3 separate regions of the Homo sapiens genome follow, and regions 1 and 2 are each linked to region 3. Evidence: chromatin loops called from intact Hi-C (ENCODE). Cell type or tissue: B cell. All regions are shown on one strand. Each heading gives the region's core, and the rest is flanking DNA. Links, peaks and the distances in the headings are about the cores only.

Evidence for each region. A loop is a pair of places that touch in the nucleus more often than their neighbours do. Peaks named below come from ENCODE experiments on the same cell type or tissue, not always from the same donor. Only the 100,000 strongest peaks of a DNase experiment are listed, where the experiment ranks them.
Region 1: a loop joins it to region 3, with 5 times the contacts of the local background. A loop is called at or near these places in 4 of 110 quality-filtered maps.
Region 2: a loop joins it to region 3, with 3 times the contacts of the local background. A loop is called at or near these places in 3 of 110 quality-filtered maps.

Annotation. Positions count from the first base shown.
Region 1 is chr10:13,920,160-13,930,644 of GRCh38, forward strand. All of the region lies in intron 2 of FRMD4A (FERM domain containing 4A), which reads right to left. Among named protein-coding and RNA genes, the nearest start is that of FRMD4A-AS2, 66 kb to the right of the region's middle. In B cell, for the core only: no CTCF peak of the experiment used is centred there; a DNase peak (open chromatin) is centred at 5,322.
Region 2 is chr10:14,019,376-14,029,860 of GRCh38, forward strand. All of the region lies in intron 2 of FRMD4A (FERM domain containing 4A), which reads right to left. Among named protein-coding and RNA genes, the nearest start is that of FRMD4A-AS2, 33 kb to the left of the region's middle. RefSeq lists an enhancer at 915-964. In B cell, for the core only: no CTCF peak of the experiment used is centred there; DNase peaks (open chromatin) are centred at 2,858 and 5,146; H3K4me3 peaks cover 1,361 bases; H3K27ac peaks cover 952 bases; H3K27me3 peaks cover 1,006 bases.
Region 3 is chr10:13,779,344-13,789,828 of GRCh38, forward strand. It overlaps FRMD4A (FERM domain containing 4A), which reads right to left. Exons shown (of 25, transcript NM_018027.5): 6 at 3,579-3,663. Among named protein-coding and RNA genes, the nearest start is that of PRPF18, 200 kb to the left of the region's middle. RefSeq lists enhancers at 8,101-8,150, 8,966-9,556. In B cell, for the core only: CTCF peaks have their summits at 4,839 and 8,468; DNase peaks (open chromatin) are centred at 4,908, 7,858 and 8,688; H3K4me3 peaks cover 1,333 bases; H3K27ac peaks cover 4,391 bases.

The DNA.
Region 1 (10,485 bases), core at 769-8,768, 140 kb after region 3:
AACAATCACAGAGCCACTCCAAATCTTTACGAAACCAGTTAGATGGAACAAAAAGATCCAGCATTTAACATTCCTCTGGCATGTAGGCATTTTTTTTGGCAGAAGCAGAACTTTGGAGCTACTGACTCAATGCTATCCTCCCCAACTCCATGTTTTTGTCTCCTTAGGACAATCTTGTTCTCAAAAGCTATGATGAGGTTCTTGAACTGAATGCCTTTAAGGTGTCCTTTACATCCTGCCTGTCTTCACCCAGTCCTACCTGGGTATTTTGAAAGTGTGTTAAATACTTTCATCCAGAATGCAGATTTTTAAGGTGATTATAGGAATTCTTTCTAGGTAGTAAGAACCTACATTACAATACAACCTTTGGTTGCGTACAAATTTGGGCATTGTGTTTTTGCAACCAAAGTCCACAGCACTTGAATTCCACCACACACTTATAGGTGAATAGTGGAAAACCACTTGTGTCGAAAGGGTATTTCCCTGTCATTACTGCGGTGTCAGAAATTCAACACTGTGTTCTCCCATGGGAACATTCTTTTTAGACATGTGTCCTGCACTTGGCTTATAAAATCATTCACTATTATTCCAAAATTTTGTACACATGGCATGTTTGTTTGGGCTTGAAAGCCAATTTTTGTATTCAAATCTTTGCTTTTATTATTTTTTTTTAATCCTTCCACTTAGCATGTGACCAGTTATACACAGGTGCTTCAATAGTAGGGTGGTAACTAACACTGAATCAATTCTCACTATGTGCCAGGCACTGCGCCACACATGTTACCTATCATAATTCACTTAATCCTATCATCCCCATTTTACAGATGTCTTAGTCTGTTCAGGCTGCTATAGCAAAATACATAGACTGGGTTCTATTATGAATAATAGCAATTTATTTCCCACAGTTCTGGAAGCCCAAGATCAGGGCACGAGCACCATTGGATTTTGGTGAGGGCTCCTCTTTCCCCTTGCAGACGGCTGCCTTCTGGCTGTGTGCTTACATGGTAGAAAGGAAAAGGGACCTCTCTGGGGCTTTTTAGTTTTCTCTCTCTTTTTCTTTCTTTCTTTCTCTCTCTTTCTTTCTCTCTTTCTCTCTCTCTCTCTCTTTCTCTCTTTCTTTCTTGACAGATTCTCACTCTGTTACCCAGGCTGGAGTGGAGTGTGCAATCATGACTCACTGAAGACTTGACCTCCTGGCCTCAAGTGATCCTCCCACTTCAGCCTCCTAAGTAGCTGGGACCACAGGCGTGTGCCACCATGCTTGGCTAATTTTTGTATTTTTGTAGAGATCAGGTCTCAGTATGTTGCCCAGGCTGATCTCAAACTCCTGGGCTAAAGTGATCCACCTGCCTTGGCCTCCCGAAGTGTTGGAATTATAGGCATGAGCCACCATGTCTGGGCTGGTGCCTCTTTTATAAGGGTACTAATACCATTCATGAGGGCTCAGCACACCCTCATAACCTAATGGCCTGTCAAAGGCTCCACCTCCTAATATCAGGACCTTGGGGGCTAGGTTTCAACAGATGAATTTTGGGGAACACAAACATTCAGGCCATAGCAGCACATAAGGAATGGAGTCTTGGAGTTAGTGAGAGACGGAACTGCAATTCAAACCCAGACAGTGTGGTTCCAGTGCTCTTACATTATTTTACATTGTTTCTTGTGGCAACATTTCCCTCCGTGTATGTTAAGAATTTAGAAATGTTATATGGTGACTGCTAGGGACTAAATTGTATTCCTCTCCCCTAAATTTATATGTTGAAGTCCTAACCTCCAATGTGATGGTTTTTGGAGAGGAGGCCTTTGGTAGGCGATTAGGTGTAGATGAGTTCTAAGGGTGGAGCCTGCATGTTGAGACTAGAGCCCTTAGAAGAGGAAGAAGAGAGATCAGAGCTTTCTGTCTCTGCCACCTGAGGACACAGCAAGAAGGTGGCCGTCTGCAAGCCAGGAAGAGAGCCCTCATCAGGAATGGAATCTGCTGGCATCTTGATCTTGGACTTCCAGCCTGCAGCACAGTGAGAAATAAATGTCTGTTGGTTAAGCCACTCAGTCTATGGTATTTTGTTATTGCAGCCCCAGCTCATGATGACAGTGACAATTCATCTGTCTATCCCTTACATTGGTGATAATCAGTGAAGAATTAAAAAAAAAAAATAGAAGGTACTACGTAAATAAAGACAGGCAATGGTCTTTAAGATCAATGTCAGTACATGTATTATGGCAAGTATTAAATGATCTTATACAGCCAGAAAATATATGTGGTCTAACTCTTATTTTATAAAAGAAAGTAAAACACAAAGAGGTTAAATGACTGGTTTAAGGTCATGTAAAAGTACATAGAAGTAGTATACAGGTGGTTTATTTTTTTAGATTACAGGTGATTATTTTCTAGCTATGAGGTAAGTGCAGTCTGCTCTAAAAATAAAAAGCTCTCCTCCTGCTCAAACCTCTACTTGAACTAGAGGGCAAAATTCCTGCTTTATTATTCTAATGACAAGATCATACTGCTTCTGACTAGAAAATGCCAAAACAGGAGACAAAATTAGCATCGTATGGTGCCAGTTAAAAATTATTTAGAAACCCACAAGTTCTGTGCTTTGTAAATTTTTTTTTCTCTCTCTAGGACATAGTAGAGCTGAATCATTACAATGAGGCATGTGACAGAAATGTTGACTATTTCTGCCATGTCTGTCTATTTATGACTTCTTCAGACTACAGTAATTGTCTGCAATAAATAGACTGTATTCAAATGGCAGGATTGATTTGCCATTCAGGATTATAAGCAACTGTGAGTAGTTCATTCTTTGGTTAAATTATGCTTGTAAGAAGTGAGAAAATGGGATGAGAAAAAAATGTGCTCAGTCCATAATGATAACCTAGGGTAATCATGTATTTTCCTGAAGGAAGTAATAAGGAACACACACCTTGGACACACAATAAACAGCATGGTGGGAAACCCTAGAGTGGATGGTCTGTATCGAGTGAGGTTTTCCAGGGCAATGTTATTCAAAAATCTCTGTCTCTTTGTTTGAATCTTAGAAGCATCAATATATGTTTCCTTGAAGATGATGTTTAAGGCCAAATCCCTTTCATCTAAGGAGAATCTACAGTGTATATGTAAATAAACAGCTTTCTTCTTCAGGTGTCAACAAAACCCATGACCGTTATGATGTCAAGGAACTAAAGCACCCGACCTCCATACAAGTGTTCCTGAGTGCGACATTTTCTCCTTCCAAACTACTAGTACCACAACTTTAGACTTAGGCTCTGTGGGCAGGTCCCTTATCTGATGAAAGAGGAAACAATGCTTCTGCTCACACATGTGTGCACATACGTACACACACATAAACCGGGTATGTTAGCACAGCATCATGTATATGCTATGATACATTTATTCTAATCGGCAAATGGCCCAAACCTATGTTTACCATAAGGTTTCATCACTTTTTTTAAAGAACAGCTATACCACATGTAATGCCTCACACCGAGTTCAAGGTCTGCTAAAAATCAGACTTTTTTTTAAAACCTGGACTATTGTAAAGGTAGGCCACGTTTATCTTATACATAAGCAGTTGATCTTTAAGATATTTCATCTTATTGGTGCTAGCTAGTCCTAACAGATTGCTAAAGAATTCACTGATGCAAAGAAGCATGGTTGAGTCTCTGTGATGTGCCAGCCCTGGGGAGGAATGGAGAGGTGAACATGGCACCACCCTGTTTTCAAGGTTGGCACAGTATTGAAGGGGAGATAGACAAAATAAACCTGCAAGTCACAAAGCAATGTAATGATAGAGGCAGCATGTGCCACATGTCAATGACAAACCATGTGAGAGGGATCAACCATCAGGTTGGGGTGGGCCGTGGCTAGGGGAGAGGCAGTGGAGGCTGCAATTCAGCTGCGCATCTAAAGTTAAGAAGAAGCTTTTTAAGATCTTGAAGCTGTTATTCCCCACTTTTATACTATGTGCCCATCTCATGGACATGCTGTCTCTGTTGCCCAATGAGGGAATGGCTAAAAATGACTCAGGCTGTGGAACATGGCCTCCTTCAGTCTATTGTCCATGCCATGGCCTGAGTAATCCTTTAAAATCGTAAGCCAGATCACATTACACTCCAGCTGAAGTTCCTCCAATGACTTCTCATCTAATTAAGAGTAAAAGCCAAAGTGCATGGGCCAGCCTAAAAAATCAACATTATTTGGAAATCTCCTTTCTACCCCATCTTATCTCCGCCTACTTTTCTTCTCGTTCCTTTTTTTTTTTCCCAGTCATCAGAAAAGCCATGCTCCCACCTCTAGGCCACCACACTTACCGTTCCCTCTGCCTGGGACTCTCTTCCCCCAGATAGCATCTCTTGCCATAAAGGAAGGACTTCTCTCAGGGAGAAGCAGTCCCTGACCACTCAGTCAAAACCACATTCTTTTCACATTACTCTCCATCCTCCTAGACTATTTTATTTTTCTTCATGATGTTACTTATCATCTGACACAGTACAGATTTTATATTTGTTCATTTCCTGTCTACCCTAAGTCCTCTTAAAATGGAACTTTCCTGAGCATGGGCACGGACATGTTTTATTCTCGGCGTTATCCCTGATGTTTAGAAGAGTACCTGTCATAGTGTGTTCAGCAGACATCTGTTGAAAGAATGACTTCCAGCACTTTGGGAGGCCGAAGCGGGCGGATCATGAGGTCAGGAGTTCGAGACCAGCCTGGCCAACATGGTGAAACCCCGTCTCTACTAAAAATACAAAAAATTAGCTAGGCGTGGTGGCGGGCGCCTGTAATCCCAGCTGCTCAGGAGGCTGAGGCAGGAGAATCACTTGAACCTGGGAGGCGGAGGTTGCAGTGAGCCGAGATTGCACCACTGCACTCCAGCTCTGGTGACAGTGCGAGACTCCGTGTAAAAAAAAAAAAAAAAAAAAGAATGACTTAAGAGAGAATGCAACTGGAGCATTTCTTCATTAATACAGGCTGCAATTGTGGTGGCACAATGGGCAAGATCTGCACTTACTTCTTTCAAGGAAGAGATATCACAGGGATGGTGGGGTTATCCCACTCCTGATCAGAATTTAGATTCACTGACTGCACCAATGGTGGGGCTTGATCTTGACCACTGGGCCAAAACAGATGGAGATATACATTAAACAAAGAATTCCCTCTAATCACCACTTCTATTATCAATCAAAAGTATTTGTATATTTACTTTTGTGTACAAAAATTTAACCTCCTGAATGTGATCGCTTTATCTTCTGTTCTTGGTCATTCAAACCACTTTCCCAGAAAAATTTAATTGCACAAAAGGCAGCATGCAAATGCTCTTTAATTTTAGTTTCTGTTCCTTCTTTAAAATCCATTTTCAGTGTAACAATATCGGGCCCAGTGAAAGTTTCTATTGTAGTGAAACGCTTTTTTTTTTTTTTTTTTTTTTTTTTTTTTTTTTTGAGATGGAGTCTCACTCCGTTGCCCAGGCTGGAGTGCGGTGGCGTGATCTCGGCTCACTGCAACTTCCGCCTCCCAGGTTCAAGCAATTCTCCTGCCTCAGCCTCCTCAGGAGCTGGGACTACAGGCACGCACCACCACGCCTGAATAATTTTTTGTAATTTTAGTAGAGACAGGGTTTCACCGTGTTAGCCAGGATGGTCTAGATCTCCTGACCTCGTGATCTGCCCACCTCGGCCTCCCAGAGTGCTGGGATTACAGGGGTGAGCCACTGCACCTGGCTCTTTTTTTTTTTTTTTTTTAGTATAAAATTTCCCTTTACCTCATGCAATTTCAAGTTATCAATCAGTACATTTATATGATTGATTGAATTTGGTGTGTGCTAAAAATTTGCTGCTCAAGGAAATCAACTTTTTATTTCTCCTATTAGGCGTCTGTTCATCGTGTGTGGTTCAAGGAGGAAATTCGTGGCTGCAGAGATTTGAAAACCACAGACGAGGGGAATATATTCAACCCAGTTTTGACCTGTTTCTGCTTCTGTATATTGTGCATTAACTAGAAGTGATGTGAAGAAATGGAACAGAAGAGAAAATGAGGCTGTGTATTGGAAAACATTTGTCAGCCTGCCCTGGCCAACTGTGAACACAGATTCCTAGAAGAATCAGTGAAAATCTCATCACTGGGGTTATTTGCAGCCAGACTGGTCCAGATAGTTGAGATTTTACTGTAGGGAGTGATTGTTTCTGGACCCCTTAAGGCCTGGGAGAAGGAGGAGTGATGATGATCTCATTGTCTATTCCCTTTTGTGATGGGTATTGATTAGTGCCAAGCCAATAACCAAGGCAATTCCAGTCCATAATAAAAAGCAACACAACAGCAGTCCCAATGATCAGTCAGCAATTTGGAAGCCAAAGGCAAAGATAAGAAGCCTGCTAGAGATTTACTTGCAGGCTTTATAATGTCATCTCCTTCAAACACTAGCAGAAAGCACAGTATTTCCTTTTGGTCCACCAGCTGCTGTTGAAACAGAGTTTTGATTGTAGTAAGACAGGACATTTGTTTCACTCAGGGCTCACTGACCATGCTGGTCTTCATGTTTTCTACTTAAGACAGTGTCCTTATACAAGCAAATAAGAAAAATGTGCCCTACACGACAATGTACAAGGATACACAGAATGAACAGAGCCAAGACGCCTAAAAGACCCACATACTTTTAGAGCAGAAAAATAAATTCCACTGAGGGTCACTTCTGGAATTTCTATCTTTATTCCTACAGATTGGATTTCCCACCTTTCCGAAGAAGGTAACATGGTCAAGTTCTTCCAAGTCCTAAGAGTCCAACCCAAGCCTTCATTTAAGTTTTCAGTTTAGAGACCAGGTGTGGTGGCTCACGTCTATAATCCCAGCCCTTTGGGAGGCTGAGGCGGGCAGATCACTTGAGGTCAGGACTTGAAGACCAGCCTGGCCAACATGGTAAAACCTCATCTCTACTAAAAATACAGAAAAAATTAGCTGGGCGTGGTGGCACACACCTGTAATCCCAGCTACTGGGGAGGTGGAGGCAGGAGAATCGCTTGAACCCGGGAGGCAGAGGTTGGAGCTGAGATCGTGCCACTGCACTACAGCCTGAGTGACAAAGCAAGACTCCGTCTCAAAAAAAAAGAAAAAAAAAATTCGGTTGAGAATGAAGCCCAGTGTCATCATTTGCTCCCCTAACATGTAAAACCATCTATGTAGAAAAACTGATTCTACTATAATAGAAATGTTTTCTAGAACCTAGACTCCTCTAAACTCATGGCTGCCCATGAATCAGTGCTTGAAGATTGATTTTTACAGCTTACTGAATCATATATTGGTATCTGATTTTTCTTACAGCACTCAAGAAGTTAAGAATTTTCTATTTCAATTGGATTCAAGTGGTTTCTGCCTTTTCTCAGGGTACAAGTTCTACAAGGAGCTGGGAGATAATTTTAAAATAGCCAAAAAATACCCTTTGCATGAGGAAACGATCAGAACGAGAGTCTAGTTATTTCCATTAGGCTGTCCTCTTCCACAAGTGATGCTAGCATGATAGTAAATGCCAGAACTATAAATTCTATAAATGTGTAGAGACTGTCCATACAGAAGAGAAGGCCATCATTTCATAACAACATATGGAAAGTAAACACAACTTGATCTTTAGATTTTAAAGTAGTTGGCAGTGTTGGAAATTCAAGAAACTTGAGTTCATTTGGAGCAAGTAAGTTAAGATGGAGCTCATAAGAAATGTAACAGATTTTTTTCCTTGATATTATTTTTAGAGTCCATTTTCAGAATTCAACTGAATTGTATTTAGAATTTAAAATTATAGCTCAATGATCCATTTTTAAAAAGAGAAATTCAGCTGGGAGGAAAAGGATAGTTATACTTAACATACCTTTTTTTTTTTTTTTTTTTTCTGAGACAGGGTCTCACTCTATTGCTGAGGCTGGAGTGCAGTGGTGCAATCTTGGCTCCTTGCAGTCTTGACCTCCCAGGCTCAAGCAATCCTCCTACCTCAGCCTCCCAAGTAGTTGGGACTATAGGTGCATTTCACCATGCATAGCCAACTTTTTAAATGTTTTGCATAGAAGAAGTCTTGCTACGTTGCCTAGGCTCGTCTCCAACTCCCGGGCTCAAGCAATCCGCTCACCTCGGTCTCCCAAAGTGCTGAAAGGCCCAGCCTTACTTAACATATCTTTAGCTGGATTTTTTTTTTTGTTTTAAGTAGAAGAGAAAAACAAACTCTGAGCAAACCAAGTTTGTTTTTCTCTTCTACTTAAAGAAAAAATCCTAAACTCTGAATTCTAATTAATGAAAATTAAATTATTTACACAAGTATTTGGATTGGCATTTATATCCTGGCAAATGATCTACATGCACATTTTTTAAAGCCGTGGGATTAAAAAGATAAAGACCCTTACTAGAAGACTAGCAGTTGGTTTTTTAACTTAGCTGCTCTGTTTCATTTCTTTTTACAGTCAGTGATAAATGGAGATCATATATTCTCCTTAATGGCCTGTTCGTGATTTGGCATTGTGCTAAGGCTGGCTGGCAGTGGCTCTGAGGATATGTGGGGGTGTCCCTGGGCAGGAGAGGAGATACTGCTGAAAGTCATGCCCCATCCCTTTTCCCTCTGCCCCAGTGCTAGGGGCTGGCTGGGCCACTCAGCCAGCACAGACGGCCCAGTGGGCACAAGTTACAGGGGACTTCTTCCAGCTTCCTTTTTCCTCTCCCTTCCTGCCTGTTCAGAGACGTGCAACAGAGTAATGAGAAGGAGGAGGCCTCCTTGAAATAATGTCACATGGAATTCTCAGTTTAATAAGGCCTCCAGTTTGTTCCAAACATGCTTGAGCATTTGGTGGCATATTAGAAATTGATCTGAAAGTAACCGGACACGCTTGGCACCCTTTTCTTTTTGCGCCAAACCATTTTGTTATTCTCATGTTTTATTTCCTTATTATTTGTAAGCGTGTTTGGCTGCACAGCAAGCCACACATTATTTGTGGGATGGTAGCCTGCAGGAGTTTTTTATTTTTAAATTAAGCTGCCACTTGACATATAAAATGTAAATTTTCCATAATCATATCATCACAGTGACAGTTCCATGTTTCATAATTTGTGCAGGCTCCATTCTCTTTCTGCATGGAATGCTTAGCAGCCAGTCTGGAGAACTTGCCGTGTGTTCTCCAGGCTGAGTCCTTGCTGAAGACCACCCTGAGCTGGAGGTACAGCGTGCTACCTGGACACCCTTTGTGTCCACCTGGCAGGTGCAGAGCTGCCCGCCTACTACGCCCTGGGTCACCTGCTTACCCGAGTGCTGCACCTTGAAGGTTTGCCATGGTAGAGCCTGGTGGGGGAGCAGTGTTGTCCCTTCCAGAGTGAAAACCAACTTATGAAGATAAGAACCAACATCACCTCTGGAAGGAAAATCCAGAACAACTGGTTTAAAACCTGGAATTTAGGCTTATTTTGCCACCTGAAAAAATTGGGGGACAGTAGGGAGGGAACAGCACTCCCCAAAGCTGGAGGCCTAGTTTCTATTAGCGGTTCTAAGTCATTCCCGAATATTAACTTAGGCAAAATATTTATAACTTTCAGTATTTCAGTTCTCAGCAGGCAACATGGCAGTAGGCTGTAGTGGTAGAGATGGGATCTGCGGTCAGAGTCTGTTGTGAGTTTGAATCTTAGCTGTGCTACTTACTAGTGCTATGATGGAGGCAAATTAACTTGAACTTTCTTTGTGTCAGTTTGCTCATCTATCAAATGGGCATAAATACTCTCATAAGGTTGCTGTGAAGATTAAATTAGATATTCCATGAAAATCATACAGCAAAGAGCCAGGTACATAATAAACATGCAATAAATATTAACCAAAAGGATTATAATAATTATTATTCAGTGCCAGGACATGGAGTGAGAATTAACAATTTTCTCTCCAAGAAAAAAAATACATTTAATTTCCAGACAGGAGGGATATGTAACAATAACACCCTATTTCAAACTTGGTGAGAAGATGGAGATGACTTCACTCATGCAGAGAACTATGTATTTGTGGAGGACTTCCAGCTTGCAATCCCCATAGGCTCAGCCGGGTCTGCACAGGACTGAATGAGGCTCTACCTCCTTCACTCACTACGCCCTGCTTTCATCAAAGGCGTTCACTGCATTTAGTGGCTTGTGTGGTTTTGGCTCAGAATGGTAATAAAGAGGTGACGAGTGACAAGAGAGGGCTCCTGCTACTCTCTGGCTTCTCCGTTAAGCGTCTGATAATGCTGGTCTCTGCCTGATAAGCCGCAGGGGTTACTTGTCCTGCGTGAGCCTTTCAAGGAGTCAGAAAGGAAACCTCAGCTCTGCAGACCCATTGATGGCCGCGGAGGCTCAGGGACATGCCTAGGGATTGTTTTTGAATGAGATATGGTTTGTCCCTGTGGTGTTGAAAATGATTCTCTCTAATCTACTGTAAAACCCAGTCCCATGCAAAGAGTGTCACTGCCAGACGTTCCCGAAGGGTCTGGGGGGAAACA
Region 2 (10,485 bases), core at 1,690-9,689, 240 kb after region 3:
ACATAAAGTTGTAAAATCCAAGACATGCCATCATAATGTATAACATTTCTCAGATGTAAATAATATTTTAATATTCATAATAAAACTGAATTTTGATTTAAGCTGTGATGCCAATATATTCAGTAGACAGAGGGGGAAGAGACACATGTGTTTATAGGGAAAGAGACTCATAAGTTGGCAGGAAAGGACTGGAGCCTGGGTTTTTCTTTCTAAGCCTTCTAGTACTCTTCAGCTTTCAAATGTTATGAATATTGCCATGTACACATATTATTTTGATAAAAATAAAAATTAAATTATAAACAGAAGGATCAATATAAACAGGGGATTTGAGCCAGATCAGATGGACAGTGATGGGGCTGATGCCTTTGAGAACGTGCCCATGCAATGTCAGTAGCAGAAGTAGGGCTGTGGAGGGTGACCTAGAACCACAGGCCTCTTTCTGAAAGGACAGATTTGAGTCTGATACTGGGTTATTTAATCCAATGAGAAATGTTTCAGGAAACCTGCTTGATTTCCTCTGTTTCTTTTTTTCCTTTGGGGTGCGTTGTGGGGCTCCTCATCTATGGACCTGCTGTTGGAATGGCTGCTGAATGCATAGCCTCCAAGGTATGCCTCGGAGAGAAGCATTTTAAATCTTCTGAAACGAGATGCAGACAGACAAAACGAAACAGGACAAAGACGTCACTGAGGGCACTGCCAACACTTCTGGAGCTTGTCCTGAAGAGCCATTCGTGTGCTTGGACTGATCTCCCGTCTTGTGCTCTTGGCATTGGTGCAGGATCCTGCATGTACATTTGCAGGTGCGAGCTTGTGCACGCGAACATGTGTGCTGCTTCCTCTCACGAACCCAGCAGCATAGCAGCAGCCAGAGACGCCCCAGAGTGATGACAACTAATTATGAAACACCAGTCTGATCTGTCCCTTTTATCTCATCTTGCAGAAGCCTTGCATTCCCCCAAAGCCCCCCAGTGGCCCTTTGTAATCCCAGAAAAGAAGTGTCAATATGGAAACAGCTGTTCTTGAGATAGTGGGATGACAGCCTAATGAGCATGCCATCAGCTATAGAGGAAACCCAAGGCTAATGGGCTTCTGATGCAAATATTCTTTCTAGACCATCCCACTCATATGAGAAAGGCTACAGTCCCCAGCAAGACTGGGAGAGGACACACTGGCCTATAGATGTCAAGTCTTCTTTTGTTCTTATTTAGGTTTTTAGCCTCTCAAACCCCATGGGGCATCAGGCAATCTCCCTGACTCCTCTGGAAGGTGACTGGAAAAAAGGCAGCCCCAATTTTTTTTTTTGTTTTGTTTAGAGGCCATGCTAGGGAAGCCAGCAGGAGCACAGGGCTCCTGCAATTTTGGTAGCAGGAGAAACAGCCACAGGTTGCTGTGGTTCAGGCAGGGAGTGAAGGCTGTGCTTAGAAAGAACCCAAATTCCCAATCATTCAAGGGGGAAAGGTTAGGGAGAAATAGTGGGAGAGAGCTGTAGAGGTGGAGGAAAGGGGGATGATGGATTGCAGCAGGCGACTTAAAACAGATGCCTTTTCTAGGGGCAAGGCAAGGGATGAAGAGAACTGACCTACCATGTGCCTCCTTGGCATCAGACACACCCCTGGACACTTGCTCTATGTCACCTCTTCTGAATCTTCACCATGATCCTGTAAGCCGGGTAGCATTAGCTGCACTGTATTGATAAGGAAACTGAAGCTCACAAAGACGAAATGCTTGCCAACAATCTCACATCTAGGAAGTGGTACCAAGCTGGGATTGAGACTTGAGCCCATGAGACTTTAAAGCTCCCTCTCAATTTTCTTTGGGGATGTGTATATAGGTGGGGAAGCTATACAGAAAATAAAAAAAATCTTTATATAAAAGCTGGGGGGTCCAGACATGGTGGCTCACACCTGTAATAATCCTAGCACTTTCGGGGCTGAAGCAAAATGTTTGCTTGAACCCAGACATTCAAGACAAGCCTGGGCAATATAACAAGACCTCATCTCCACAAAAATAAAAAAAAAAAATAATAAAAAAAACAGCTGGGCATGGTGGCTTATACCTGTAGTCCCACCTACTTGGGAGGCTGAGGTGGGAGGATTGTTTGAGCCCAGGAGGTCGAGGCTGCAGTGAGCCAACATCATGTCACCACACTCCAGCCTGGGGGATAGAGGGAGACCCTGACTCAAATAAATACATAAATACAATAAAATAAAAATAAATAAATAAAAACTGGGGGAGGGTTCTGTTTCCCTCTGGGGGAGGGAGAGAATTTTAATCTAGAGGGGATACTCAGAGACTCCTGGAGTCCTCACTCACAATATTTCATTTTTAATCTGGGTGGTGGTTACACAGGGTGTTCATGTTGTAAATAATCCTTTAGACTATCCATACATGTTTTATGGACTTTTGTGCACCTCACCGATATCTTACAATAACAAATTACAAACAAAAAAGAGTCCCTATTATTTTTGCATCCAGTGATTTCTTCAGTATATCACCAGAACGGCATCTGAAATGACTGTGTCAGACACCAGAGTACAACCTGGTAAGAAATGCATGCAATCATGAGATTTCTGCGTTTTTTTTTGCATTTTATTGCTCCCAGCAAAAGTTAAATTTTACAATAACAGTAAAAATATACTAGTTAAAACTCAAGCGATTGATATGTATCTATTGAGGTCCTTGTATACAATATTCTAGGTGCCATGGAGGTTACAAAGGTGTCCTTGCCTTTTGGATCTCAGGATCACCTTGAGGAGGAGGCAAGACAGAGACACAGAATGAGAGAATTAACTAAGTGAGGTCAACAAATAATGAGTGGTACAGAGAGGAAGTGCGACAGAAATCCACGTGTCTAAGCTTCGCAGAGGGGAGAGAATTTCATTGAGGCTTGAAGGATGTATGAACTTCAGACAGGTCAAGAGGAAGCAGAATTACAAGCACAAAGACATAGTAATGAGAAGAGGCTCGCTGTCTTGCAGAGACTAATGTTGACCAGTTTGGAGTGGGGAACTCACAATGGGAAATTATAAGAGATAGGCTTAAAAGAGAACTTGACCTCCAAAACCTTGTGTGATCTGGCCCAAACTTTGTCTAGCTGCCTGAATTTGTTGGAATCACATGATTTAATATAAACATTGCATAATGTTAAATGTGATTTAAATGCTTCTCAAGGGAGAAGCAGGGGCACAAATGTTGCTACAGAGGGCAGGCAAATGCTATGTAAATAAGGGGTAAAAATTGAGTGTGGGGAGGTTGGGCTAGAGATGATAATGGATGGAAGAACTGGAGAAGTGCTGGCTGTGGGAGGATGAGAAGGTGAGTTCAAGTGATAAGTCAAAGATGCACACTGGGGCTATGAAAAGATGGGTTGTATTTAGAGAAAAGGATGGAGTGTCTGACCCCATTCTCTTTCAAGGTGGAGTGCATCTTGGAGCTGGGAAAGGAGACGAAGGTGGTAGAAGTGTTAGGAGAGGAGCCTGCGGGTAGGGGAAGTTAAGGAGAGAATGGGAAATGTATTAATGACTTTGTGGTATTGAAATAAAACAGTTCCCTGATTAATTCGTTTCCTCCAATACGACCAAACTCACACCAACACTTTGGCATGCCACAGATCACCCCCAAGAGTGACTCCACAGCCATCAGCCACCATCCCCACCATCCCAGGCAGTGGCAGCCAGGCAGAGGAAGTGGTCCAAGAAACCTCCCTGTCTGCAGTTCAGTTTCTACTCATACTTCTCATAAAGTCATGACCCTGGCCATGAATCTCCCATCCCTGGAAACCCAGAAGGACGCTCTCCCTTCTGGACGCATTCCTCCTCCAGGCATAACTTCCAACACGAAGGTCAGAATGAATGCGAGTCGCCCAGAGCCCCACACCCAGCCCTGGGAAGGGCGATTCCCTCTGGGAATTCTGCCAGCACAATGTTGCCTCAATTTGAAGACAAATTTTAAATTAATAAAGAAAAAAAAAAGCCTCAGACTCTCACGTCTGCCAAAACACACCATTCCCTGAAAGGTTCCTGAAAAGGACTCAGTGATGTACTATAAAGAAAGCGCCAACCTTCCATAGCCTTCTCCAGCTGCGAGACGCAGACTGGCGGGTCCTGGAAAGGTAACAGCTCACAGCCGCCTTCCCGGGGGCAGCGCAGTGTTGTTCTTGGATCGAGAAGACCTTTCAGCTGCCTTACCACCTGTGTATTTCACAGTCTTGCAGTTCCCTAAACCCCTATGAACAACACAGAACGAACAGACCCGTGGCCAACAGAAAACCCTGAGAAAAGTACTGGAAGAAAGAGTGTGGTTGGTTTAAGATAGAAATGATGTGAAGGTTGCAGTGCGTGCCCTGCAGTTTTCAAAGCCTGCATCGCTAAAATCATCACAGGAATAGAAGTGTCCTTGTCAGCTGCTCTTTTCTTTAGCAGAGAATCTCTCAAACAGCCTCAGGCCACAAAATCACTTCCTGAGGAACTCTTGGTAACTGAATGCCTCTCCAAGTAGCAGGGACCCACACACTGGAATTCTGGGGACAGTGAAGTTCATGCTTCTATCCTAGATTCAGCATCCTCTAAAAAAAAAATTAGCATTTTGAGCACCCTCCCCACTTTTTTTTCTGGGATGGTCACTTCATAAACAAACAAATGTGGTTCATTCAGGGAATAGCTACTGAAGCTGCTTTGATCTCTTCTGGCAAATGGTTTCTATTTCTTCACCCTATTCATTCAGATTTCTGCAAGTGACTTGATTCTAAACCCACATCTCTACTATTTAATCTGCATGGACTATTCTGTGCCACTCAGGCACTGAGGAACTTTACGGTTTTCTCCCCTGACCGCACATGAGTAAGAATAAATCATGTGGACTTGGGAACTGCACAGTTGCAGATCAGAATGAGATTCCGTAATGGGGACAGGGTCCCAAGGACTTTCGGAGTGGCAGGGGAGACTCTCTTGCGCCTGGAATAGGAAAAGCCTTTACTTACAAACACATCCATGAGCAGGTGCTCCAGTGTCAGCTCAAAGTCTTCCAGCTTGGCAGCCAAAGTCATGATGAATGTCCCGATTTGCTCTCAGTCCCCGCTGACAGATCAGATCTGCAAACTCCCCAGCTCAGGAAACACCGTCGGCGTCAAATTTGATCACAAGGCAGGGTTGCCACTAATGGGAAGTAGAAACCCTTAAAAGAAAGCAGAACATCGCAGGCTGGACTGCTCGAGCTGTGTAGCCAGAAACTGTACAAGGATATTTTGAAAAAACAAACACCAAACTCTAATAATGGTGCTATGGGATCAGAATGGGCATAAAGCGAGGCCACCAGATGAAGACTGCAGCCACTGCCTTCCCTGTGTAACTTCACAGTCCGAGGTGCTGGCCAAGCGCAGAGAACCTCACCAGTGAGTGAAAGAGAGAAGTGAGATGGGGTGAAAGCAAGAGTGGGGAAAATGGAATAGACTGTCTGACTCTGATATTTATAGGGCCACATGTTTTTGACTCTAGCCCATTTCTCAGTTGATTTCTGACCTTTCATAAATGGCTAAACACACTGGAGTGTATTGTCGAACGGGGGCAGTGGGTCCCACAGAAGTTGGCTGTGACCAATGCTAGGGCAATTCACACAGACACACCATCAATAGTTCTTTGTAGAGAACGTATCAGACCTTGTTTTGTACACGATGACTGAAAAGCACATAGTCTTGTGAAAAACAAGGAAACGAAAGTTGTGAGGGTACTAAATTTTTCCTCAGAATATTATTAGATCCCTCACACTGTCTTTCTTCTCCATCCTATGCACCCCCTCTGCTGCAAGAGTAGATAAACATCAAGGAAAAAATTTAATATCTCGTGTCAATTCCTCAAGCTTCTGCCAGTTACAGAATATCCACGAAATCTTGCAAATGCAGTTTCTCCTTTTCTGCTTCCAAAGTTTGCTTTTTTTTTTTAACTTAAAAATGTTTGGAAATTGTGGTAAAATATACCTCACATAAATTTTGCCATCTTAACTATTTTTAAGTGTACTGTTCCGTAGTGTTAAGTACATTCACCTTGTACTTGGTTCACATTGTACTGGAATAAACAAGATAGACTTGTTTATTTCATCAATGCTCTTCCTGGGATGGACAAGGGATCAGACTGTGGATAACAGCTAGTGTTTCTTATTTAAGGCAGTCTGCTAGTCTCAACAATGACATCACATGATTATTGTCTAAGAAAAATTTTGGGGCCTTAAGGATAGTCACTATTACACCACCATCCATCTCCAGAACTCTTCTCATTTTGCAAAACGGAAACACTGTGACCATTAAACAATAACTCCATTTCTCCCCTCCCACAGCTGCCTGGCCATCATCATTCTACTTAGTGTCTCTATCAATTTGACCACTCTAGGGACCTCGTATAAGTGAGATCATATAGTGTTTGTCCTTTGGTGACTGGCTTATTTCACTTAGTGTAATGTCCTCAAGGTTCACCCACGGGGTAGCCTGTGTCGGACTTTCTTCCCTTTTTAAGGCTGAAATCACGTATCCTAAGAAAGATACTGCTTTGGACAGTTTTTCAGGCCTGAGAAAATCTCTCAGGGACACGTGGCTGTCAAGACGCTAATGGCCATCCTTGCTGTGACTGTAGTAACAAAATCAGCCTTCGTCTAGCAAGCCAGTGCCCAGTTCTGTCCTCTTAGTTCCCTAAACACTTTCTGTTAAACTCTGGTCTCCTGATTCCAAACAGAGTGTGACCACTTAACAGCCAACATTGATGTCAAAGAAGGTGGGCCTCATGAGATCGAGAGGGAAATATAAATATAACATTTCTGCTTTACAGTAAAACTCCCCTCCCTGCATATCAGAGCTCTCTCGGGTATGAACGGTTAAAACTCTCCATTTTAGTATCTCTCTGTGAATTTTCTTTTCCCAGAGGAGATAGACACAGACTTAATTCAACATTTCACACTTAAACAAAGCTACCATAAAATTAAGGGCAAAGATAAAGAAATGGACAAAAAGCACTGTATTATTTCAAAAGCAGATTTGGAGTCTTGTCAGATGAGTTTAGCTTGACAGTGGGTCCTAAATTGTACATGCATGTTCTTCGAGTTATGGTTTCTATTTTGTTTTCAGGCCTCTAATGGAAGAATTAGAGCGGGTCCCACAGCAGGTGTCTCTTGTTAGGAACGGCATAGGAAGGGGCGGGCAGTGCTGAGATGAATGTCTTCAATAGCCAAGAATGCACAGAAAATCTATTTCCCTGATGGGCTAACTGAGCTACAGACCTTCCTAGGGGCTCATGGTTTTGCCATGTCTGAAATTGATTCAATAACCAGCTGCATCACATCAGCAAGAAAGTCTCAACACAAGAGGACTTCTTGCCACATAGTTGCCATCTTTTGTTAAAACTATAGCTGCCCTGAAGGTCCTCAAAAAGCCAAGTGCCTTCTCTCACCAAGCAAGACAGCCTGATGCCCATGAGGGGCCCTATCATAAGGAGACTAGGGGGAGGGTATGTATCTGCATATGTGCAACATTGTTCTAGTTTTCCAGCGATCTCAGAGGAGTGTTCAACATCAAATTTTCTTTCTTTTTTTAAAAGAATTTATTTTTATTGTTTGTGGGTACATAGTAGGTGTATATATTTATGGGTTACATGAGATATTTTGATCCAGGCATGCAATGCATCATAATCACATCATGGAAAATGGGGGTCTCCATCCCCTCAAGCATTTATCCTTCGAAAACCAAGTCCTCTTAGCCCCTTTCCTTATGAATTAAATTTGGACAAAATGTTTTTAATAGCTGGAATTTCATAAGAGATATACTACTTGTTTGTTTCATCAACCCTCTTCCTGGGATGGACAAGGGATCAGACCTTGGAGAAGAGCTATTGTTTCCATTTAAAGCAGTTGCCAAGAGAGAGTTGAGTCTCCCAGTCTCAACCATGACTTTATGTGACTATTTTCTAAGACAATTTTTTGGGGGGCTTTAAAAACAGTCAATGCGGCCGGGCATGGTGGCTCACGCCTATAATCCCAGCACTTTGGGAGGCCGAGGCGGGTGGACAGCCTGACCAATATGATGAAACCCTGTCTCTACTAAAAATACAAAAATTAGCTGGGCTTGGTGGCATGTGCCTGTAATCCCAGCTACTCGGGAGGCTGAGACAGGAGAATTGCTTGAACCTGGGAGACAGAGATTGCAGTGAGCCGAGATGGCGCCATTGCACTCCAGCCTGAACAACAAGAGCTAAACTCTGTCTCAAACAAAAACAAAAACAAAAACAAAACAAAAATCAAACAGTCAGTGCATTGGCTTCTCTTAGAATGTAAATAGCAAACTTCAGGGATAAGAAATTGTACATGATTTGGGCAGAGTGTGTGGTTCTTACTCTAGCACTGGGGCTCTAGAAGAATGTATTCAGAACATCCTGTTCTTCCAACAAAAGTCACTTTAATAGTTTCCAAAGGAGAGAAATTGACCAGAAGGGAGTTAGCCTGAAGAATGCACAGGAAATTAGTGTATGCGGATGTCACCCCGAAGAGACATTAATCATGAATTCGGATTTTAGTGAATGATATGAGCCACTTGGAGTAACTGGGTACCAGGGAGGAAGTAGAACCACACCAGTGTTAAGACAGAAAAACTTGAAGATACATTCATACAAGCAAGTTCACGGGTGTCAGTGCTTATCGGTATATGAGAACATGGTGAAGGCTGGCTTGGGCCGATCGATTGTGGATGTTTTCTTAGTAACTATATTCTAACTACCTGTTATATATTTTTTTGATAATTATGGGGACATTTTATTAATACTTATATCAAATGTGAACATTCATTTGTTCATTCATTAATGCACCCTTTGGACAAATGTTTATTTACTAACTGGGGTATATACTGGCATAGGTGCTGGTGCCTACAAAGATGATTAAGATATTGTTTCTTCTTCAAGACCTTACAGACTAGAAAAGAGGAGGCCTGATGTGATTGAAGTAATCTTACATTATTTTTTCTTGGGAAATATGAATGTAGAGCGTAACTCCTTATCAGGGGACTCACTCTGGGACTTGGGGATGAGGGAGAGTCACTGACAAAGGGGGAGAAGAGGCTGTTGCCCTACCTAAGAAACATTAACTGTTCTCCATGCTCTGATCCCTTGTCCACCCCAGGAGGAAGGTTGATGAAATAAACATATCTCTTATGAAAATCCAGATATTAAAAACATTTTGTCCAAATTTAATTCATAAGGAAAGGGACTAACAAAACTTGCTTTTCAAAGGATAAATGCTTGAGGGGATGGAGACCCCCATTTTCCACAGTGTGATTATGACACATTGCACGCTTGTATCGATATCCATACTCCCACCCTGTGGGAAGGGCAATGAGTGAGAATGAGGGAGGTATGTAGTACACCTCCTGAGGTTGGGATTTGCAGCACTAAGTGGCAGGGACATCAGGGCAGTGATGGATCCTAGGGTTGAGCCCAGGGATCATTGGGTTTGAAGAGTTGACAGCCAAGGTCTCAATGCTGACAGCACAGGATCCTGCTACTATTTATAGACATTTCTTTGATGGTGTAAATTTCTGTTGGAAAAAAATCCACTTTAACCGTTGATCAAAGCTTGGTGGCCACCTAAGAATGATCTGACATGAACCATCCTGCTGGGGCTGGCCGGTTGAGAATAATTAATCAGTGACACACTCTATACGGTAGGCAAACACCGGAATTTGTTCTGTGCATTTAAATAACAACACTTGTGGGTATGTTTTTAAATTCAGAACCGTTAAATTTCTTTCTCTTTGAACCTCAGATGATCATCTCTTTCTCCCATTTCTATGAAACATCTCCTCCAGCGGGCTTAACGTTTTAGTGGTAAGATTCAAATAAAATAGAAGTCTCGGTGGTGGGGTGGGAATTGGCTGAATTATTTGTAAAGGCATGAAGCTGGTCTCTCCTTAGTCCTTCTCCCTAGGGAAACGGTGGGCAGATCGTTCTTCTAGAGAGAGTATTATAGATTTCTGCAGCCCTGAAAATGAATCATCTGCTTCAAACGCATGAGTGCTCCGCAAAAGTGAGGTTCTTGCCTCAACTAGATTAATTCAGTTCATATCAACCAATCTCTATTAAGGACAACCACGTGTAAGCCCAAAGCAGTAGGCAATTGCATATACAAAATGTGTTCCTTGAACCATTTTCCTGTCTAACCTAGAGCAGTGGTTTTCTATTCAGCAAGATCACATATTTGAAGATCAGGTTTGGGCAGGTGATCAGACCACCACACAGTGGATCAGAATCAGTCAGTAAGACACATTAGTTACCTATTTTCATGCCTGGGTCAGTAAACCTAAGTAGAAGTTTAATCCAATTATTAAATAAGTACTGAGATACTTTTAAAGAGCAAAACCACTGGCTTTTATTTTGATCACCCAATTAGTCCCACAGATCCAGTTTACATGAAAAAAAAAAAAAAAACTACATGTTTGTTTTTAATCGTTTTTGAGTTGAT
Region 3 (10,485 bases), core at 1,332-9,331:
ATCTTCCATCAATGTTCTGACAACCAAGAGAAAATTCCTTACTGAGATCACAGGAATGGCTAAACCCATCAAATCTTCACTTGAAAGTTCTCTGGTTTGTCCATCTGGAATTTGCCCTGACTGAATGCACTACCCTTAAATTCCTTAGTAGAACTTTTATTCTAACTAATCCTCACACTTCAGGACTTCAGACGAGTCCCTGACATTTTACCCAGGTAAGAGGTAGAACTTAAGCTGTGAATTCAGAAAAACATCTGTTAATTTGCTTTCTGTGGCCCTACATTAGTCAGCTGGTGTATACCTCAAACTCTTCCGCTTCTTGTTAATTACATTTTTAGAGTAAGGGGAAATCCTAGGTTTAGTATTATTTGATTTATTTCAAGGTAGAATGCATTTTGGCCTCCAAATTAATTACCATCAATAAACTTATGCAAAATTCACTCTCAAAAAAAAAAAAGCAGTGTCTATCTCAAAAGGCGTTGTGAAGACTCAGTTAAACAATTCACATAAAGCACTCAGCAACAAGCCTACACATCATGTGAACTTTGTAGGAATGAACCGTTCTTGTCTATTACTGTTAATGAGCAGCCCTAAGGGGGTGTGACGGAGATTGCATTCATGAGACATTCATTGCATTCGTTATGTGCATGCCGGGGGTAGCCAGTGGAGTGGGTGTTTCTTTTTTAAAATGTTCTTTTAGGGCCGGGCAAGGTGGCTCACACCTGTAATCCCAACACTTTGGGAGGCCAAGGTGGATGGATCAACTTGAGGTCAGGAGTTTGAGACCAGCCTGGGCAACATGGCAAAACCCCATCTCTATTAAAAATACAAAAACTAGCCAAGCGTGGTGGTGCACACCTGTAATCCCAGTTACTCGGGAGGCTGAGGCGGGAGAATCGCTTGAACCTGGGAGGCGGAGGCTGCAGTGAGCTGAGATTGTGCCATTGTACTCCAGCCTGGGCAACAGAGTGAGACTGTGTCTCAAAAAAAAAAAAAATGTTCTTTTAGTCGCAGTTCCTAACCTCAGTGATATTCCGCAAGTCCATCTTCCCCGGGAGGAGGTGTGTGCTGTAAAGGGGTGTAGGCATTTTGGGTCATCCCACAAAAGGAGACACTACAAGCTTATGGAGCAATTGGATACAGGACAAGGGGCTGTCGCTCTCAATTAGGAATCATCTCTTGAACAAACATTTTTGTAAAGAAGATACACAAATGGCCAACAGCATGCGGACATATGCTCAACATCACTAGTCTACAGGGAAACGCAAATCAAAACCACAATGAGATACACCTCACACCCATTGGGATGGTCATCAATTTAATAAAGCAAAATAGAAAATAACAAATGTTGGAGAGGATGTGGAGAAACTGGAACCCTTGGGCACTGTTGGTAGAAATGTAAAATGGTGCAGCTGCTATGGAAAACAGTAGGGATGGCTCCTCAAAAAATGAAAAATAGAAGTACCCTATGATCTGGCAATACCACCTATAGGTATATACCCTGAACAACTGGGAATAGGGTCTCGAGGAGATATTTAGACATCCATGTTCATAACAGCATTATTCATGATAGGCAAAAGGTTTTGGAAATAACCCGTGCCTTTTGATGTATGAATGGATCAACAAAAGGTGATCTACACAGACAATAAAATGTTATTTAGCCTTAAAAAGGAAGGCAGCCAAGCGTGGTGGCCCACTTCTGTAATCCCAGCACTTTGGAAGGCCAAGGCAGGCAGATCACCTGAGCCCAGGAGTTTGAGACCAGCCTGGCCAACATGGTGAAACCCTGTCTCCATAAACAAATACAAAAATTAGCTGGGTGAGGTGGCACACACCTGTAGTCCCAGCTACTTAGGAGGGTGAAGTAGGAGGATCACTTGAACCCAGAAGGTGGAGGTTGCAGTGAGCCAAGATTGCACCACTGAACTCCAGCCTGGGCGAGAGAGACCCTGTCTTAAAAATTAAAAAAAAAAAAAAAAAAAAAAAGGAAGGAAATTCTGATACACGCTACAACATGGATGAACCTTTTTTTTTTTTTTTTTTTTTTTTTCTGAGACAGAGTTTTGCTCTGTTGCCCAGGCTGGAGTGCAGTGGTATGATCTCGGCTCACTGTAACCTCCACCTCCCAGGTTCAAGAGATTTTCCTGCCTCAGCCTCCCAAATACCTAGAATCACAGACACAAAACACCACATCTGGCTAATTTTTGTATTTTTAATAGAGATGGGGTTCCGCCATGTTGGCCAGGCTAGTCTCAAACTCCTGACCTCAGGTGATCCGCCTGCCTCGGCCTCCCAAAGTGCTGGGATTACAGGCATGAGCCACCACACACAGCCAACATGGATGAACCTTGAGGCCATTATGCTAGGTAAAGTAAGCCAGACACAAAAGGACAAATATATATGATTCCACTTATATGAAGTACTAGAGTGGTTAAATTCATGGAGACAAAAAGTAGTGGTTGCCAGTGGCTGAGGAAAACGGGGAAGGGGAAGTTGTTTAATGAGTACAGAGTTTCAGTTTAGCAGATGAAAAGAGCTCTTGGGTGAATGACGGTGGGGATGGTTATACAACATTGTGAGTGTACTGAATGCCGCTGAACTGCACACTTAAAAATGGCGGAGACTACAAACTGACTTCCGTGTATGCTGCTCGAGTGAAGGGTGCACCAAATTCTCACAAATCACAACTAAAGAACTTACTCATGTAACTAAATACCACCTGTTCCCCAAAAACCTATGGAAATATAAAAATATTTTCCAAAATGGTTAAGATAGTAAATGTATGTGCATTTTACAATTTTTTTTAAAAAAGAAACTGTCTCAAAGTGACAATAGCGTCCCTTTGAAAGATGCTGCTAGACCAACTAAAAATGGTCAAATATACACGTATTTGGTTATAAGAAGCTCATTCCTATCTGCAAGACCTGTCTAAGTTGACTGGTGCATTTGTCATACTTGTCTAGGCTTTTCACCTTTGTCTCAGTTGACAAAGAAATCTTTAAAATCAGGAGACCTTTAAAATAAGGTTAGGAAACATGTCCACAGAGCCAGAAACACAGCCATGGATCAAAGGAATCACATTATTATTATTATTATTATTATTCCTTTTTTTTTTTTTTGAGATGGAGTCTCCGCCTGTCACCAGGCTGGAGTGCAGTGGCGTGATCTTAGCTCACTGCAACCTCCACCTCCCAGGTTCAAGCAATTCTCCTGCCTCACCCTCCCAAGTAGCTGGGACTACAGGCATGTGCCACCATGCCTAGCTAATTTTTATATTTTTAGTAGAGACAGGGTTTCACCACGTTGGCCAGGATAATCTCAATCTCTTGACCACGTGATCCACCCGCCTCGGCCTCCCAAAGTGTTGGGATTACAGGCGTGAGCCAGCGCGCCGGGTCAGGAATCACATTATTAAATGGTGCCGTTAGCTTCATAACATTCCATTTATTTATAGTAATTAATTTATAAATGACTTCTCCTAATCAATAAAATGGCCTAAGGGGTAACACTTTGGAATTTCCAGCTTCAAATGATACTTTCAGGTTTCAGAGGGAAATTGAGGGAGAGGGAGTTCCTACCTTGTAGATGCAGGACTTCGCGTTCAGAAAGAAAAGCTCAATGGTAGCATTATCCTTCAGGTATGAAATGCTTTCTATATAGAACCTGAAAGAGAAAAATGGTGCGTGAACCACAGAAACAGCAGGTGCAGAAAATAAAGTGCTCTCTTGAGCTACATGATTTGAGATGAAAGCTGGCATTCCCCATCCTAAATAAACAAAGGAAAAAGGCACCATCCATGGTTTTTCTATGATTCCCTAGGGAGGACAAACTGTTTTTGGAGTTTTGATAGTGGCTTAGGGTCACGCCTAATGGGCCTCACCATAACCAAAGAACTGGGTCTACCACCAATTTGTAAGAACAAATTCTAAAACTAGGCCTCTGATTTCTTTGTCCTATCTGCTTTATAATTTTACATAATGTTATTTGTTTTCATCACATTGCTTGTTTGTCCTAAATTGTCATTGAGTTGGATTTTCTTTTCTTCTCCTTTTTTTTCTTTTTTTAGACAGGGTCTCGCTCTGTTGTCCAGGCTGGAGTGCAGTGGTGCATGGCTTACTGCAGCCTTGACCTCCCAGGCTCAAGCAACCTTCCCGCCTCAGCTTCCTGAGCAGCTGAGACTACAGTTGCATACCACCACGCCTAATTTTTTTTTTTTTTTGTAGATACGGAGTCTTCCTTTGTTGCTCAGGCTGGGCTCAAATTATCTGCCCACCTCAGCCTCCCGAAATGCTGGGGTAATAGATGTGAGCCACTGTGCCCAGCCAAGTTGGATTTTTAAAAGATAATTTCTTCTTAATCACAGCTTTCTTTGAAATGGTTACTACTACTCCCGAAGGTGGTGAAGTGTGATTTGATTTCTGCACATTCGGAGAGCTATGCTAAGTGCTCTTAACACTGTGATATGAATGCATATTAAGCCAAATGAGAATCGGATTTCATCTAGATGGAGCTTATAGATATTTTCAAGATGAAACATGCTGCCATTATTTAAGTTTACACTAAATGTGCCTTTATAATATTGACTTTGGAGTTTATTAAATTCTTTAATGAGATAATGCGCTTGTACTGTCTAATGACCAGCCGCACTGAAGGACTAGGAGTTGAAAGGAAGAGAGGGGAAAGGTTGAAATGCAACATCTTGGAGGGAAGAAGGTTCTGAGCAGGTGTAGCAACCCTTAGGGTGGACTAGGAGGGTGCTGGGTACCTGGGGCTCTTGGAAACTGGGTTCACCAAGAAGAGGCAGAAGGTGAGGAAGGTGAAATGAGAAGAAACAAGTACTACAGTTTTCTAGAATAGTGTTATAATCTGAGGGCCAGAATCCTCTGGAGGGAGTCAGAGAGCAGTGATGGAGTCCCCAGCTCTGTGTGACTCAGGGCAGTCACATCATCCTGCTGGGCTTCTGTTCTTCAGACCGTAAAAGAAGAAGTGGTTCTCTACCTAAGAAGTCCACTGGTTTTTAAATATTGGAAACTGACTACAATGTAAACAACAACAGCAGCAGCAAAAACAAGAGACCAACATCGTATAAGGTGAACAAACTGATGCCCTTAGCTTCAAGAAGTTCTATTCATTTATAGTAATTAATTTAAAAATGAATTCTTCTAATCAATACAATCACCTGAGGGGCAACAACTTGGAATGTCCAGCTTCAAATGATACTTTTAGATTCCACTGGGAAATGGAAGAGGAGGAGAGTTCCTACACTGGAGATACAGGACCTCATGTGTCTTTTTAGAAAGGAAAGCTCAATGGTAGCGTTATCCTTCAGGTATGGTAAAAGATAAAAGGATTTATCCATAATTGGCCAGGCGCGGTGGCTCACACCTGTCATCCCAGCACTTTGGGAGGCTGAGGTGGGGGGAATCACCTGAGGTCAGGAGTTCGAAACCAGCCTGGCCACCATGGTGAAACCCCTGTCTCTACTAAAAATACAAAAATTAGCCAGGGGTGGGTGTGGGTGCCTGTAGTCCCAGCTACTTGGGAGGCTGAGGCAGAAGAATCGCTTGAACCCAGGAGGGGGAGGTTGCAGCGAGCCGAGATGGTGCCACTGCACTCCAGCCTGAACAACAGAGGGAGACTCTATCTCAAAAAAAAAAAAAAAAAAAGTATCTTTTACCATACCTGAAGGATAATAATGCTACTGTTGCATAAACATGAAGATAAAAACCCACGTCTGTAGGCTACATCAAGCCCATGGCCCACCAGCTTGCAACCTCTTGTCTACACACTAAATAAATAAATAAAGCTTTCTATCATTTTTCAAATGTGTGCAGAGGCTGCTGTGATGAATACAATTCAAGTTTTTTTGAAATTGGTGAGTGAATTTGGAGTAACTTCAGACATTAAATTTTCTCAATCCACAGATATCATTAGTACAATTCTTATCATCTCAGGTTCTACAAAATTTGGAGGAATTACGCAGTGGTCCTCATACTTGTAAAGCCTGAAAATTAATGGACTGGCTGATCTCTGCCCATAACCCCTGCCCCTGCCAAGCACCTGCCCCCTGCTTCTGGAGCAGGTGTCTTATATCACCAAGGTCTTCATATAGGGCCCACCATGGTCTCAGAGGCACAGTAAAGTTAAACAACTTTTAGTTCTTTAAGAATGGAGAGCAAAATTGCAGTAGCAAATTTTACATCTCAAAGCAAAATAAATTTGATATGATTTGATTTTCTTTTTTAAATTTTTTTATTTTTATAATTTCTTTTTATTTTGTTATTATTTTTTATTACACTTTAAGTTCTAGGGTACACATGCACAACGTGCAGGTTTGTTACGTATGTATACATATGCCATGTTGGTGTGCTGCACCTGTTAACTCGTCATTTACATTAGGTATGTCTCCTAATGCTATCCCTCCCCCTACCCCCCACCCCACGACAGGCCCCAGTATGTGATGTTCCCCACCCTGTGTCCAAGTGTTCTCAGTGTTCAATTGCCACCTATGAGTAAGAACATGTGGTGTTTGGTTTTCTGTCCTTGTGACAGTTTGCTCAGAATGATGGTTTCCAGCTTCATCCATGTCCCTACAAAGCACATGAACTCATCCTTTTTTGTGGCCGCATAGTATTCCATGGTGTATATGTGCCACATTTTCTTAATCCAGTCTACCACTGATGGACATTTGGGTTGGTTCCAAGTCTTTGCTGTTGTGAATAGTGCCACAATAAACATACGTGTGCATGTGTCTTTATAGCAGCATGATTTATAATCCTTCAGGTATATACCCAGTAATGGGATGGCTGGGTCAAATGGTATTTCTAATTCTAGATCCTTGAGGAATCGCCACACTGTCTTCCACAATGGTTGAACTAGTTTACAGTCCCACCAACAGTGTAAAAGTGTTCCTATTTCTCCACATCCTCTCCGGCACCTGTTGTTTCCTGACTTTTTAATGATTTGATTTTCAAAAAATAAATCTATATCGTAGCTCATGCCTGTAATCCCAGCACTTTGGGAGGCCAAGATGTGTGGATCAACTGAGGTCAGGAGTTCGAGACCAGCCTGGCCAACATGGTGAAAGCCTGTCTCTACTAAAAATACAAAAAATTAGCCAGGCGTGGTGGCGGACACCCGTAATCCCAGCTACTTGGGAGGCTGAGGCAGGAGAATCGCTTGAACCTGGGAGGCGGAGGTTGCAGTCAGCTGAGATCATGCCATTGCACTCCAGCCTGGGCAACAAAAGCGAAACTCCGTCTCAAAAATAAATAAATAAATCTACATCCTTTGCAAAGGGCCTCTGGCAAAGGGTAGGCAGAATAATAAAAGAAACTAAAGGAAGGAAAAGAAGGAAAAGCGAGGAAAGGGAGAGAAAGGGGAGGCAAGGAAGAGAGAAAGCAATCCTAACACCAGAATATTAACAGAAGCCTCCTGAAGTTGACGGTGGCCTTTGTGCTCTAATGATGATTTTGAGTCTAAATTCATATAAGGTCTGAAATAACTTAATTTTCAAAGTAATGCCATATGTTTCTTAAAAGAATCTCATTTGCTTTAGTTCTTAAAAAGTAAAGAGTAAAGACATCCTGCCTCTTCCACCCCAATTTTCTCCTGAATAGTATATTAAGAAAATATAACGCTTCCCTTTTCGTTTCCACTCTCATATGATGGAAAACTGAATTGAGGTGGCAAATTCTACATCTCTGTGACTGCCTTCATTTCCACCAAGCTCTCTGTTGTCTAGCCATAAAAGGGGCAGAGAAGGTACAGGAAATAACACGCATATTCTGAGATGAAGAGAAAAAAAATCACCTCCTCTCGACGGAAGTGGAAAGCAGTTTCCTGTTAACTTTTATCACCAAGACGACAGCCTGGAAAACCCCGTGAGCTCCGGGCCTGTCATATCATTGTTCTGTTAGGGGAGGGTATGGAGCTCATCCTGAGCTTTCCCTCCCTGCCAGGGAACGGCTGAGTCAAAAACGCCTGCAGAGAAACAGAGCTCAGACCTCTCCACCCGCACGCCCAGAGAGGCATGGTGCACACCGGTGGCACCAGGGACAAGAGCCTCCTGGGAAGATGGGGAGGGCTGAGGGTTTGGATTCAAAGTCAAAATTTTTTTTTCTTTTTTTTCTTTTTGAGATGGGGTCTTGCTCTGTCACTCAGGCTGGAGTGCAGTGTGCAACCACAGTTCACTGCAGCCTCGACCTCCTGGGATCAAGTGACCTGTCTGTCTAAGCCTCCCAGATAGCTGGGACTACAGATATAAGCCACCATGCTGACTAATTTTTTATTTTCTGTCGAGATGGGGTCTCACTATGTTGCCCAGGCTGGTCTTGAACTCCTGAGCTCAAGTAATTATCCTACCCTGACCTCCCAAAGTACTCAGGTTACAGGCCAGCCTCTTCTTCTTTTTTTTTTTTAATCCAGTTTTTGGCTGGGCATAGTTTTTGGCCGGGCATAGTTTTTGGCCGGGCATGCCTGTAATCCCAGCACTTTGGGAGGCCGAGGCAGGCAGATCTGTCTCAAAAAAAAAGAAAAAAAAAAAAAGTGGCTTCTTTTTCTGATTTTCAGGAGAGCCTCAGCAGTAGGTGGCAATGTTGCATTTCCTTAACTACCAGCATGGAGCAGGGAGTGCTTCCAGGGTTCACAAAGAACATTCCAGGTCTCTGGGTAACCAGGGAAATAAATGAAGGCTATGTCTCGGATTCAGAGGGTCTGCATGGACAGTTCCGAGTCTGGCTGTGTATTGACCATGGCTTTATGATGCTTGGATGTCTGTGACCTTGCTGGGCCTGGAGGGACTGCTGGTGCCAGGGTTAGCCAATTTCCAGACCCCAAGACTTCCACATGTCACCATGGATCCAGGGTCCACCCCTCCCACCACCTCTCGGCTCTCACACCCAGGGCCACTATTTCCCTGCCCTCACCACCCTAGGGACACGTACCAGACAACTAGGGGGCAGCCCCCATGCTGCAGAGCCCGCTGAAATTATTTAAACTAGCCAATCCCAAGCCTGCTCTCCCAGCCTTGCCCGTTCCTCCCCAAAGAAACCACAAAAAATGCTCTTGCCCAATTGTTTCCCGGCTCCCCAATGCCTCCCACATGGCCCTGCGTGGCATGGTGTGGCCCCTTCTCCCAGGAACTGAGTGACAATCTTTTCAATGTCTGTCCTCTCCTCATCTGCTGGCCTCACCACAGCTGAATCATAATCAGACCTACATTTTAAACGGGTTTTGGGGGCACACTTAGCAGGACTGAATCTTAGGGCATCTATTTGAGTCTAAAGGAACACTCTAGATGGAGCGCAGACCTTGCTAAGAGGTTTCCTGACTCCACAAGCAACAGCCCACCCAAACTAGCTCAGATGATCCCGACCCGAGAATATTTTATCAGAGAGTCTGAAGGAGAACGAAATAGGTGCTCTGTGTTTATGTGTTTGAGCTTATTAAATATTAAACAGCCTCTAAAGCCTCGGGGAGTCCCGTCCCCTTCTTTGACAAGTGAAAGCCTCTGGTTGCAATAGACTGAACACTGCCTAGTCAGATGGCAAGGGCCCAGCCAGATGACATCAGCCAGGTCTCCTCCTCCATTCTCCCTGCTCTCCCTTTCCCTTCCCCATCCAGCCCTGGGCACTTGGGAATCACTGAATATTTACAGCAAGTGTTAATTAAATGGACCAGTGATTTCATTTTGTAATGAACACAAATGTCACATTTAAAATGCCTACTCTTGGTGGCAAATAAGAGCCATGATAATGAAAGCAATAAGCTGTGAGTTTCTGCAGCCAAGCCTCTGATGCTTAGAATCTCAATGCCTCTAAAATCTTAACTGGGACACCTAGCTGAAATATAGCAAGTTCTGGTTAGCAGGAACCTCATTTTAGATCCATGCCATCATTGTTATTGCGAGTGACAGGAAGTAGCAGCTGCTGTCTCCATCAGCCAGGGAAGATACCAAGAATCCGGCCTGTGGACTTGGCTGTAAAATCCTTCCTCCCCGATCGGACTTCTCCTCTCTTATTTTTTTGCTGCTTGCTTCAGTTTATTGTCTGTGAAACTCAAATTCTGAAGAGGCAAATCTAATCTCTGTTTATTTTCTTACAAGGAGTTGAGATGATCAGAACTACAGGACACTTGGTAGAAGAAAATGTAATTAAAGAATAATCCAGACATGTAGGCTTCATTCTGAGCACAAAGTTGTGCCTATGAAAAGACCACACACACACACACACACACACACACACACATGACGCAGACTTCCTTGGGTTGTGTATATTTTCCTTATATTTTTTTCTTGACCTATTTCTAAAGCTTGCCTGGTGAACAATATCAGAGAGACATTGTTCCCAAGCCTTATAGCACTAAACAATGGTTTGCAGTTCAAGGTGCTCTTGGTCATATATTGACCGCTGCTGGCTGCTTATAATGTGTGTGTGTGTGTGTGTGTGTGTGTGTGTGTGTTGTGTGGTGAGGGGAGTGGGAAGA